2 separate regions of the Homo sapiens genome follow, and region 2 is linked to region 1. Evidence: chromatin contacts called from ENCODE Hi-C data. All regions are on one chromosome and are shown on one strand. Each heading gives the region's core, a stretch centred on a gene start or an enhancer-like site at or near the end of the contact. The rest is flanking DNA. Distances are from core to core; before and after follow the strand shown.

Evidence for each region. A loop is a pair of places that touch in the nucleus more often than their neighbours do. Pooled maps may share reads with other maps.
Region 2: a loop to region 1 is called in a pooled map, with 6 times the contacts of the local background. The contact joins two enhancer-like sites. A Hi-C loop is called at or near these places in 2 of 37 single-sample maps with no recorded cell type and 1 of 50 pooled maps.

What each region holds. Positions count from the first base shown.
Region 1 is chr2:42,129,770-42,135,561 of GRCh38, reverse strand. No RefSeq gene overlaps it. Among named protein-coding and RNA genes, the nearest start is that of EML4, 37 kb to the left of the region's middle. RefSeq lists enhancers at 910-1,881, 1,882-2,855. Within about 2 kb of position 1,726, at least 33 of the 41 ENCODE cell types and tissues checked have a DNase peak (open chromatin) inside an H3K27ac peak, as active enhancers do.
Region 2 is chr2:47,721,157-47,727,296 of GRCh38, reverse strand. No RefSeq gene overlaps it. Among named protein-coding and RNA genes, the nearest start is that of MSH6, 59 kb to the left of the region's middle. RefSeq lists enhancers at 2,603-3,052, 5,012-5,817. Within about 2 kb of position 2,961, at least 4 of the 41 ENCODE cell types and tissues checked have a DNase peak (open chromatin) inside an H3K27ac peak, as active enhancers do.

The sequences.
Region 1 (5,792 bases), core at 477-2,976:
TCCCTTGAGGGCAGGTTCTGAAGCTCTCTGACTAGCTGGTGCACTGCTTTCTGGGAATCAACTATGTGAGGCTGATAGAGTCAGTCCTCAGTAAAATGGTACAGCAGGTGGCACTGGTCTAGGTGCTATTGGTGTTTACGATGGGACAATTCTTCATTAGAACAAAACTTCATTGGAACTATACCTAATGTACTATATTTAGCATCTTGATCCACATCTGCCAAATGCCACTAGCAACCCCTAATTTTTGGGACAACCCCAAATGCCTGTATGCTTTCCCTGCAGCCCCTGGGGGACAGTTCCACACAGATGAGACCCACCACTCCCTCAAATGCCTGAGGTTCTCCTCTCTAGCCTGCCACCCAAACTAGGATTTCCAGATTTAGCAAAAACACAAAACAAAACAAAACAAAACACAGATCATCCCGTCAAATTTGAATTTCAGACAATGAATTTTTTATTATAAATATATCCCAAATATTGCATTAGTTTTCTATAGCTGAAATTAAAATATAACTAGGGGTCTTTATTTTATTCATTGCCCTACCCACAACCCTTCATCACCACAGACAAACCTGCTTTCCAGAAATTTCCATTCAGTTGATCATGCTCTGTGTACTGAATCATTCCCTACTTGTCTGTTAAGACTCATCTATTTTGTATTTCAGTCACGCATATTCACTGTCTGTGCTAAGTCTCAGTTGGATGGTAAATACTTTTTTTTTTTTTTTTTTTGAGACGGAGTGTCCCTCTGTGGCCCAGGCTGGAGTGCAGTGGTGTGATCTCGGCTCACTGCAACCTCCGCCTCCCAGAGTCAAGCGATCCTATCCTCCCACCTCAGCCTCCCGAGTAGCTGAGACCACAGGCACACGTCACCATGCTTGGGCTAATTTTTTATTTTATTTTTTGTAGAGACAAGGGTCTCACTATGTTGCCCAGGCTGGTCTTGAATTCCTAGGCTCAAGCGGTCCTCCTGCCTTGGCCTCCCAAAGTTCTGGGATTATAGGCATGAGCCACTGCACCTAGCCGGTAAATACTTTTAATCGGAATAAGAAATTCTTCTTAATATGTAGGCTAGTTATCCCATCCAGATAATATTTTGCCTTAAGTGGTTAAAGTACACATCACTTCTTAGACCCTTCTGAATGGTGGTGGGAGGACAGATAAGAACCATTGTTAGGGCTTTTGGCTGATGGCCTACAACCCCAAGATCCCAATGACTTCTAACTTTGGCTGCACAATGGGAGCTTTTCTTTTTTCTTTTCGTTTCTTTTCTTTTTTTTTTTCGGAGACGGAGTCTCGCTCTGTCGCCTAGGCTGGAGTGCAATGGCGCAATCTCAGCTCACTGCAACTTCTGCCTCCCAGGTTCAAGCGATTCTCCTGGCTCAGCCTCCCAAGTAGCTGGGACTACAGGCGCGTGCTGCCATGCCCGGCTATTTTTTTGCATTTTAGTAGAGATGGGGTTTCACGGTGTTGCCCAGGCTGGTCACGAACTCCTGAGATCAGGCAATCCGCCCGCCACAGCCTCCCAAAGTGCTAGGATTACAGGCATGAGCCACCGCGCCTGGCCACAATAGGAGCTTTAAGCAGTACTAATGCCTGGTCCTACCCTCAGGACTCTGAATTAATCTGGGGCAGAGCCTGGGACTGGGGAATTTTTTTTAACCACAGCCCCTTCCCAGGGTGGTGCTAACATGCAGCCAAGATTAGAATCACTGCTATCCTTCCTGAGAAAAGAGAGAGAAAGGAGAGACGTGGAAGAGAGGGAATGAGAAAGCAGGAGACCAGATTTCAGGTGCTCTGCTTGGCAGTGGTAATCGAGGGGATTTGGAAGAATCAAGAGGCAAACGCATTCCAACCAAGCAGGGAAGGAGCGGTTCAAAAAAGTAATATACTCCGAATGTGTTCCATTTCAAGCAAAACAGATGTAAAAGAGTACTTCTGAAGAACCCAGAGAGTGCTTCATTTTGTGCCAGATGGCGTCCTTAGAGATGCCCCAGTTTCCCAAAAAGAGTCCCCCAGGGAGAGTCCCATTTTTCTTGATTACCCCGTGATTCTAACCAATACCAGCAGCACGTTCAGAGCCCAGGCTGCTCACACGCATGGCCTTGCTGGTGTTGGCTGAGGAGCAAGCTTCTGATGTCACCATGGGCACCTCAGCAAAAGAGGCTGCCCTCTCGCTCCGTGTAGCCTGTGAGCCCGGGATGTCCCAGTGCCATTAGCACATGCCTCCCTCCCCACTGACAAGTAGGTCAGCACAGACGCAGCTCCAGCCGCCACTGAGAGCTGCTTGCTGCTGGCAGGAAGCTGCTTCTGCAGAATTAAAAACCATCAGAGTTGATCAAAGGAAGTGCAAGGTAGGCTGGCGGGCGGGCCAGATCCTAATCTCTGCTCGCTGGCCTCACACATCACTGCACATGAGTCACCCCGCTGAGCTCAGCGGACATGCTGTTTGGATTAGGCTTTTACAGGCGAGCTTTGCCAAACTTGCCTTTGCTGTCTTGCTGCACAGAGCAGCTGAGAGGCAAGGCGGGAACGTGGGGATGTGGGTTAGATGTGGCTGTCCAGGTGTCAAAAGGAGGTGGTCAGCTCCCCAGGCATGCGTGATTGTGTCTTCAGGGGGTGGCTGTTAGTCCTAGTGCCCCCAGCCCATCTTCCGTGCTTAGCTCAATGAACCCTATTAGGAATAACAGAGCCCGCAGCAGGCCCACACCTCCTTCCTCTCTTGCCAGCTCTCCAATTAAGATGTACTATTACAGGACATGCATCTTGCCTTCACTCAACCATTTGCCTCTCAACCAGAAGGAATTCCTTTTCTCAAAAGCAAGCAACACTTCACCACTCAGGCATCTTGCCTCAAAAAAAGTGGAGTCCAGTGAAAAAGGGATGGAAGTCAGAAAAATAAAAATTCCTAAATGAAGAGCCAACCCATAAAAGCAGGGCTTCCCCTAGTGCCTAGTTGGCGTGACATCACCATGAATTACTCAATGAAAATGGTGTCAGAGTGGCAGCTAGATTATTTGGGGAAAGTTTCCTCAAGAAACAGAACTCCACAGGAAATAAGAAGGGGTAGGAAACTCCAGCCCTGCACTTAGGTCTTTTGGTGCTTCCTCTAGAGGGGCTGATTTTCCTGAGCAGACGGCAAGGTGAGATTCTCTTCCAAGCAGGGTCTTGGTGCTCAGGAGCCGGAGTAGATAGAACTCAGTGGTTTGTTTTGCTTCCTTCTCTGGAAGCAATGGTAGGAACAGGATCAAAATCCTCTGTTTCAGATACTGCCAAGTTTTGCTTCTGTGCGTGGTAACTTGGGAAGAAGCAGCCCCCACTATTTTGTAAGCCAAAGATTCTTGGCTTGTAGCCTCTCCCGGGATTCTCTTTAGAGTATTTTAGACTTTCATGTAGTAAAGGCATCTAAATGGAGGTGGCAGTCCTTGACGCTTTGCAAATAAATGTTGCCACCAGTCCCTACACCAGTTTCGACCATAAATCCCAAATTTCTGCATTTACCATTGCTCAATTCGATGTGATTTTTAAAGTTTGTTGTTGTCGTTCATGGCTTTTCAGGTTTCTACTTATCTATCCATAATTCTCACAGTGGTCAAATTTTGGTCATGAACCTGTCTTTTTTTCCTCCATTCCTCCTTCAGCATTTTCACTTTAAAATGGAAACAGAGATGGAAGGTGCCACCCTGGATAGGCTTCTAACTGGAAAAGCATTCTACAGCAGAATGGCAGGGTGGTTAGGGTCTGGCTGTCAGGCAAACCTGTGTTTGAGTCCTGGCTCTGCCACTAAATAGTAGTGTCATCTTGGAGTAATTTTCTTAGCTCTTCACAGCTCAATCTTTTCATATGTAAAATGTGAATAATAATAGTCCTAAATTCATTGGTGAGGATTAAATGAGCTAATACAAGTAAAATATTCAGCACATGTCCCTAGTACTTAGGCAGCATATAAGAAATGTATTATTCTTTATATCACAATAATTACTCTACCACAAGCGTTATTATTTTTGGCAAATTTAATCAGAGTCTACAGCAACAATTCTTCCTTCTGAAATTCCTCTGTGCCCGAGTTAAAGTTTGTTTTAATCGAAAGTATTCACTTGAAGTGCCTGTGCTTAATTGGAATTGTCCTCATTTTTTGTTAGGAAAAGACCATGAGAGAGGAGGAGGAGAGGATCGTTTATAAATGATTAAAAGGAGGTACCTATACTTGGGGATTCCTGTCTGTAACTAAAAGAAGAAAAATCCCATGACACTAGAGGGCTTGCTATAGATGGGGAAAAGGGAGTTTCTCATTCACTTCTAGCAGGGACTGTTAGTAGAGAGGAAGCCCTGGGTAGGAATTTGCTGTGGCTCAGTGTATCGAAAAAGCACATCCACTCAGCTTCTATCAGTTCTCTGGATAGCCAGGGTGATGCTCACAAGTGGAGGCCTTCTGTTTAGAAAGGCACAGTGATGGTCTGGGCCCAGTGGCTCACGCCTGTAATCCCAGCACTTTGGAAGGCGAGGCGGGCAGATCACCTGAGGTCGGGAGTTTGAGACCAGCCTGACCAACATGGAGAAACCCCGTCTCTATTAAAAATACAAAATTAGCCAGGCGTGGTGGTGCATGCCTATAATCCCAGCTACTCGGGAGGCTGAGGCAGGAGAACCTGGGAGGCAGAGGTTGCGGTGAGCCGAGATGGTGCCATTGCACTCCAGCCTGGGCAACAAGAGTGAAACTCCGTCTCAAAAAAAAAAAAAAAAAAAGGCACAGTGATGGGCAGCATTTCCAGTGCCAGGTAGGCCCAGGGCATAGTCTATAAGTGGTGGTGGGGGGCCAAAAAAAGGGGACTGGAGCCACTCTGAATAACAAAAGCAAAGTCATATTTTAATTTAGTTGGATGGAATATGTTGCCTTTAGAAAGACCTCCTCACTAATACAGAATTAGGTTGAGAATGATTGTCTTTGGGGTGTGTGCATGTGTGTGTGTGAGAGAGAGAGACAGAACGAGAGAGAGAGAGAGATCTAAGAGTTACTCATAGGAGATCAGAAAACCATAGGAAGAGTGAGGAGGAATATGTTGACCTCAAGCTGGCGGAAGAACCCTGAAAAGAATAAGAAAAGGAGAAATGAAGCCTACTATGGATTATTTTGGGAATCATCTAACTATGTGGCATGATTCCTATCTGAGTAACTCAGACTGTGAAAAATGTATTGCTGTGGATTATCCATATATTACAGATTAGCCTATTTGGGGAAGAGGGGTAGACATTGTGAACCCTTTTGAGTGGGAATATCATAAAAGAGGGTTCCATTAAAATGTAAGCACTGTGAGGGCTTGAATTTTTGTCATTTGTGTTTACTGCTCTATTCTAGCACCTAGAACAATGTGTCATTCCTGTGTCACCTCTTGTATCAGTTCCCTACTGCTGGTGTAACAAATTACCACAAATTTAGTGACTTAAAACCACACATTCATTATTGTCCTGATCTGGAGGTAGAAGACCTAAAATCCAGGTGTTGGCAGGGCTGCGTTCATTCCCGAGGCTTTGGGGGAGAAGGAGTTTTCTAGCCCTTTTCTGAAGGTTGCCTGCGTTCCTCGGTTCCCGCCTCACATCACTCTGACCTATGCTTCCATCCTCTCATTTTCTCTGATTCTGACTCTCCTGCCTCCTTCTGTCCCTCATGAGGATCCTTGTGATTACATCATGCTTACCTGGATAAGCCAGGATCATCTCTCCATCTCAAGGTCTTTAACTTAATCACACCTGCAAAGTCCATGTAAGGTAAGATATTCACAGGTTCCAGA
Region 2 (6,140 bases), core at 1,712-4,211, 5.6 Mb before region 1:
CCTAAAGTGCTAGGATTACAGGCATAAGCCACTGCACCCGGCTGCTAAAATGTTAAACATGATTAGTCATTAGGGAAATGCAAATTAAAACCAAAGTGTAATACCACTACACATCTATTAGAATAGCTTAAAAAAAAAAAAAACCAACAAACCCAAGTTCTGGCAAGAATGCACAGTGACTGCAATGCTCATATAATGTAGTAGCCATACAGAATAATATAGTCTCTTTGGGAAACAATTTGGCAGTTTCATATAAATTTCAACATTTATCATAAAACCCAGAAATCCCACTCCTAGGTATTTACCCAAGAGAAATGAAAATTTATAGCTGGGGATGCTGGTGTGTACCTGTAGTCCCAACTACTCAGGAGGCTGAGGTGGGAGAATTGCTTGAGTCCAGGAGTTTCGGATCAGCCTGAGCAACATAGTGAGACCAGTCCCTGTCCCCAAAACAATTTTTTAAAAGAGAAAATCTATGTTTATAGCAGCTTTATTCATAAATGAAAAAAATTGGAAAAAACCCAGATGTACCTAAATCAGAGCATAACTAATATGTGGTACATCCATCAGTGAAGTGTTATTTAGCAATAAAAAGGAATGACTATTGATGTATAGAGCATCATGGACATGTATCAATTGTCTTATGCTAAATGAAAGAAGCTAAACTCAAAACCTTCATACCTTATGTTTCCATTTATATATTTTGGAAAAGTTAAAACTATAGGGACAGGGACAGGGGAGGTGGCTCATGCCTGTAATCCCCACACTTTGGGAGGCCAAGGTGGGAAGCTCACTTGAGGCCAGGAGTTGGAGATCATCCTGGGCAAGATGGTAACGGTGAGACCCCCAATCTACAAAAAAGTTTTTTTTTTGTTTTGTTTTTTGTTTTTTTAAATTAGCTGGGCATGGTGGCACAAGCCTGTAGTCCCAGCTACTCAGTAGGCCAAAGCAGGAGAATTGCTTGAGCCCAGGAGTTTGAGGCTGCTGTGAGCTGTGATCATACAACTGAATTCCAGCCTGGATAAGAGAGTGAGACCCCATCTCTAAAATAAAAAAATTAATAATAAAAAATAAAAACTATGGGGATAGAAAACAGATCAGTAGTTGCCAGGGACAGGGCCTGGGGAAAGTTTGGCTATAACTGGGCCCAGGGAACTGTGGCTGAGGGAACTGATTTACATCTTGACTGCGGTGGATGACTATAGTCAAAACTCACAATGCTATACACTAAAAAGGGTGAATTTTACTGTATGTAAATTATACCTTAAAAATTTTTTCTATTCTTTTTTTTTTAGAGACAGAGTCTTACTCTGAAGCCCAGGCTGCAGTGTAGTGATGCAATCATAGCTCACTGTAGCCTTGAATCCCTGGGCTTGAGAAATACTCCCGCCTCAGTCTCCTGGGCAGCTAGGATTACAGGCCCACTCCACCATGCCTGGTTAATAAAAAAAAAAAAAAATTATAGAGATGGGATTTCCCTATGTTGCCCAGTCTGGTCTTGAACTCCTGACCTCAAGCGATCCTTCTGCCTTAGCCTCCCAAAGTGCTGGGGTTACAGGCATGAGCCACTATGCCCAGCTAATTTTTTAAATGCATGAAAAACAGGAAGGTTACAACAGCTTGTAGGTCCTTGACCAGAGCTGGCAAATTCTACAAGCGTTCTTTCCAGAGTGAGGCCAGTTTTTTTCTTTCTTCTTCTTTTTTTTTGGGACAGAGTTTCACTCTGTTGTTCAGGTTGGAGTTCAGTGGCGCAATCTCAGCTCACTGCAACCTCCGTCTCGGGTTCAAGTAATTCTCGTGCCTCAGCCTCCTGAGGTTGCTAAATTGGAGATACTAAGGACCAACAGTACTCGTGTTCATCTTGCCTGAGAGGGATGTTACAGGGCAGTCAACAGAGCCAAGAGCTGGGGATTACAGGCATGCGCCACCAAACCTGCTTAATTTTTGTATCTTTAGTAGAGATGGGGTTTTGCTGTGCTAGCCAGGCTGGTCTCGAACTCCTGGCCTCAAGTGATCTGCCCGCCTTGGCCCCCCAAAGTGATGGGTGGCCTAAGCCACTATGCCCGGCCCATTGTCTTTCAAAGCTCCATCACTATGTATTTCCGGGCCAGCAAAATCTTCTAAATTCAAGATCCTTTGCAGCCTGCTGATTGGTGGCTTGAAATCTGAGGGTTAGTGGACTCTGGTCTACATGGGAAAAGTACAAAGGGCAAGAGAAAGCAAGCAGGAGTCCAGGTCACTGAGAGAGCAGCTGACCCTGCCTCCTATCTCCAAATGGGCAGCGGGGCCTGTGGGAGGTAAAGCCCCTATCTCCCACTATTCCTGCAATCTATTCTTCTGGTTCCTTTGGGTAACGCCTTCTTTTTCCAGGTGGCCTGTGAAGCTGTCAATCATGATGCTCGTATATACTCATCTCCCCCACTCTCACCCCAGGAACAGACACGTAAGCCAGGATGACACAGCCAAACAAACTACTCCTTTTCACAGTCCACAGTGATTCATGGAGGGAGGGCACACAACCAAATCAAGGCCAAACAGGATCATCCTGGAGACCACTAAGTAGATAATTGAGAGAGAATTTCTCTCTTCACTGAGGTTGCTAAATTGGAGATACTAAGGACCAACAGTACTCGTGGTCATCTTGCCTGAGAGGGATGTTACAGGGCAGTCAACAGAGCCAAGAGCTGGGGAGGGAACCAGGCCCTGGTAACGTGTGTTGAGCCACTGGATCCAGTCATGCATGAAGTCAGAACCAACCTGGGGCTTCCCAATTATTGAACCATTACTTCCTCTTTTCTCTTGACTGGTTTGAGTTGAGGTTGTTTCTCTCTACATAGGAGTCTTTACTAATACACAATTAAACTTGTACTGTTCTATGGTCATGCACCACTGACAGTTCCACTCAGATGAGTTCGACCAACGGCAAAGGACACCTGCTTTGTGCCAGGCACTGGGGATACAGAGTTGACGAAGACACGGCCCTGCCCCAGAGGAACTCAGAGTCTTATGGAGGAGACAGAAGTATCAGCAAATGCTAAGTGGTCAGATAGAGATTAGTTAACACAAGGAACTATTAGAACACAGGAACCAAGCACTTGCCCCAGCCTGGAGATTCGAATAAGTCTTCTTAGAGATGACCTGTGAGCTGAGTCTCGAAGCCTCACCCATGTGAAAAGATAAAAGAAAGCATCTTTTGGGCAGAGGCATGAGCAAAGACCTGGCAGGGCAAGACAGCATGATGTGTGCAAAAAAATAAAAACACTTGGGTGTTTCTAGAGGAATGCTGTCTAGTAAAAGTCTGTGTTGATGGGAATGTTCTATTTCTATGCTGTCCAGTATGCAATCTCTAGCTAGTAAGCACTTGAAATGTGGATAGTGCAACTGAGAAACTAAATTTTTAATTTTATTTTAACTAAAACTTAGGCCAGGCACAGTGGTTCAGGCCTGTAATCCTAGCACTTTGGGAGGCTAAGATGTGAGGATTGCTTGAGCACAGGAATTCAAGACCAGCCTGGGCAACATAGTGAGACCCCATCTCTACAAAAAATAAAAAATTAGCCGGGCGTGATGGTGCATGCCTGTAGTCCTAGCTACTCAGGAGGCCGAGGTGAGAGGATCCCTTGAGCCTGGGAGGGTGAGGCTGCCGTAAGCCGTCATCACGCCACTACCCTCCAGCCTCAGTGATAGAGTGAGACCCTGTCTAAAATCAAATAATGAAATTTAAAGAGCTGCTTGCAGCTGGTGGCTACCATATTAGACAGTGTAGTGACTGTACGCAGTGAAGTGCAAGGCAGGAGGTGGTGAGAGGTCAGGCAGGCCAGGAGAGCTCCATGAAGGGCCATGAATGCCATTTCAAGGGTGTTGGACTTTAACCAGAAGGTGATGGGGAGTCTTTGGAAGGTGGTAAACTGAAGTGACTTATGTCATCTCAATGGACCAGAAGAAGCCTGGAGTTAGAAGGATGTTGCTCTAGCTGGAGGTAGAACATCTGAAGGTCTGAAACATGGAAATAGCAGAAGGGTTGGTGGGAGGGGCTGATCCAAGAAGCTTCGGAGGATAGAGTCAGCAGGACTGAGTGGTCCCTTGGTTTTGGAGGGTGGGGCTGCATCTTCTGTGTAGGATTTACAAGAAAGATGGGTTCTTGGGTAGTAGGGCTTGGATAGGTTGCTGTTCCCTGGCAGGACTAGAGGTTGGGGGTTCTGGAGCAGCTCCCAGATCCCAAGGCCCCACTTCTCTACAGGTGAGGCTCTGTTAAAGTCAAAGAAGCAGGTTGAAGAGACATATTCCCCAGCTGTTTGTTGTTTCTTGTTAGCTTGAAGGATCATGGCAGCTTGGAAAACTTCGGAGTCTGATTGTAAATACTGGCCAACTGCAGGAGCGGGAAGGCTCTCCAAAAGACAGAGGGGTGGTTTAAAGTCTTTTGTAATTAAGAAAATACCTGGATTGTGAGGCAACTCTAATGCTCTCATGACATCCAAGAAGGCATGCAGAATGGCAGATTCTGGACTTCTTGGAAGTTCTTATTTTTAATTTTTTTATTTTTGAGACAGGGTCTCACTTTGTTGCTTAGGCTGAAGTGCAGTGGCGCAAACATAGCTCACTGCAAACTTGAACTCCTGGGGTCAAGTGATCCTCCCACCTCAGCCTCCTAAGAAACTGGGAGGACTATAGGCACGCACCACCACACCTGGCTAATTTTTTTTTATTTTTCATTTTTTTGTAGAGATGGGGGTCCCACTATGTTGCCCAGGCTGGTCTTGAACTCCTGGGCTCAAGAGATCCTCCTGACGTGGCCACCCAAAGTGCTCGAATTACAGACACAAGCTGCTGTTCCTGGCTTGTTTTTCGCGACAGAGTCTCACTCTGTCATCCAGGCTGGAGTGCATGATCTCAGCTCATTGCAACCTCTACCTCCTGGGTTCAAGCGATTCTCGCACATCAGCCTCCTCAGTAGCTGGGATTACAGGCACGCACCACCATGCCCAGCTAATTTTTGTATTTTTAGTAGAGACGGGGTTTCACCATGTTGGCCAGGCTGGTCTTGAACTCCTGACTTCAAGGGGTCCTCCTGCCTCGGCCTCCGTGCTGGGATTACAGGCGTGAGCCACCATGCCTGGCTTTTTTATTTTTTTAAATGGATTTTTTTTTCTCTCCTTCCAACGCTAGGTTGTCATCCGTCACAATGAAGTTGAAGGAAGGCTTCTGCCTGAAATCATCTCTTTCTCCCCTTGTAATTTGCTGTTTTCCCCATTGGCTTGAAAATTTGTTAACCAGTGAATGGATTAAGGGCGGTGCAAGATGTGCTTTGTTAAACAGATGCTTGAAGGCAGCATGCTCGTTAAGAGTCATCACCACTCCCTAATCTCAAATACCCAGGGACACAAACACTGCGGAAGGCCGCAGGGTCCTCTGCCTAGGAAAACCAGAGACCTTTGTTCACTTGTTTATCTGCTGACCTTCCCTCCACTATTGTCCTGTGACCCTGCCAAATCCCCCTCTGCGAGAAACGCCCAAGAATGATCAATTAAAAAAAAAAAAAGAAAGAAAAAGAAAATTTGTTAACCAGGCTTAGTTAAAAACTCCGTATGGAAGGTTTATGGGATAAAAATCTTTTTCTCTACTGAGGACTTAGGTCCAATGATCAGGGGCCCGCAAATTAACTGACAATAGACAGATAAACAGGCAAAAATAAAACAAGTTTGGCCGGGCGAGGTGGCTCACGCCTTTAATCCTGGCATTTTGGGAGGCTAAGGTGGGAGGATCGCTTCAGCCCAGGGGTTCAAGACCAGCCTGGGCAACAAAGTGAGATCCCATAATTAGCCAGGCATGGTGGCATGCGTCTGTAGTGTCAGCTATGCAGGATGCTGCGGTAGAAGGATTGCTTAAGCCCAGGAGGTTGAGGCTGCAGCGAGCCATGATTGTGCCACTGCACTCCAGCCTGGGCAGCAGAGCAAAAGCCTCTCTCAAAAACAAAACAGAAAAAGAAAACAAGTTGGCTGGGTACGGTGGCTCACACCTGTAATCACAGCACTTTGGGAGGCCGAGGTAGGTGAATCACGAGGTCAGGAGTTCAAGACTAGGCTGGCCAACATGATGAAACCCCGCCTCTACTAAAAATACAAAAAAATTAGCCAGGCGTG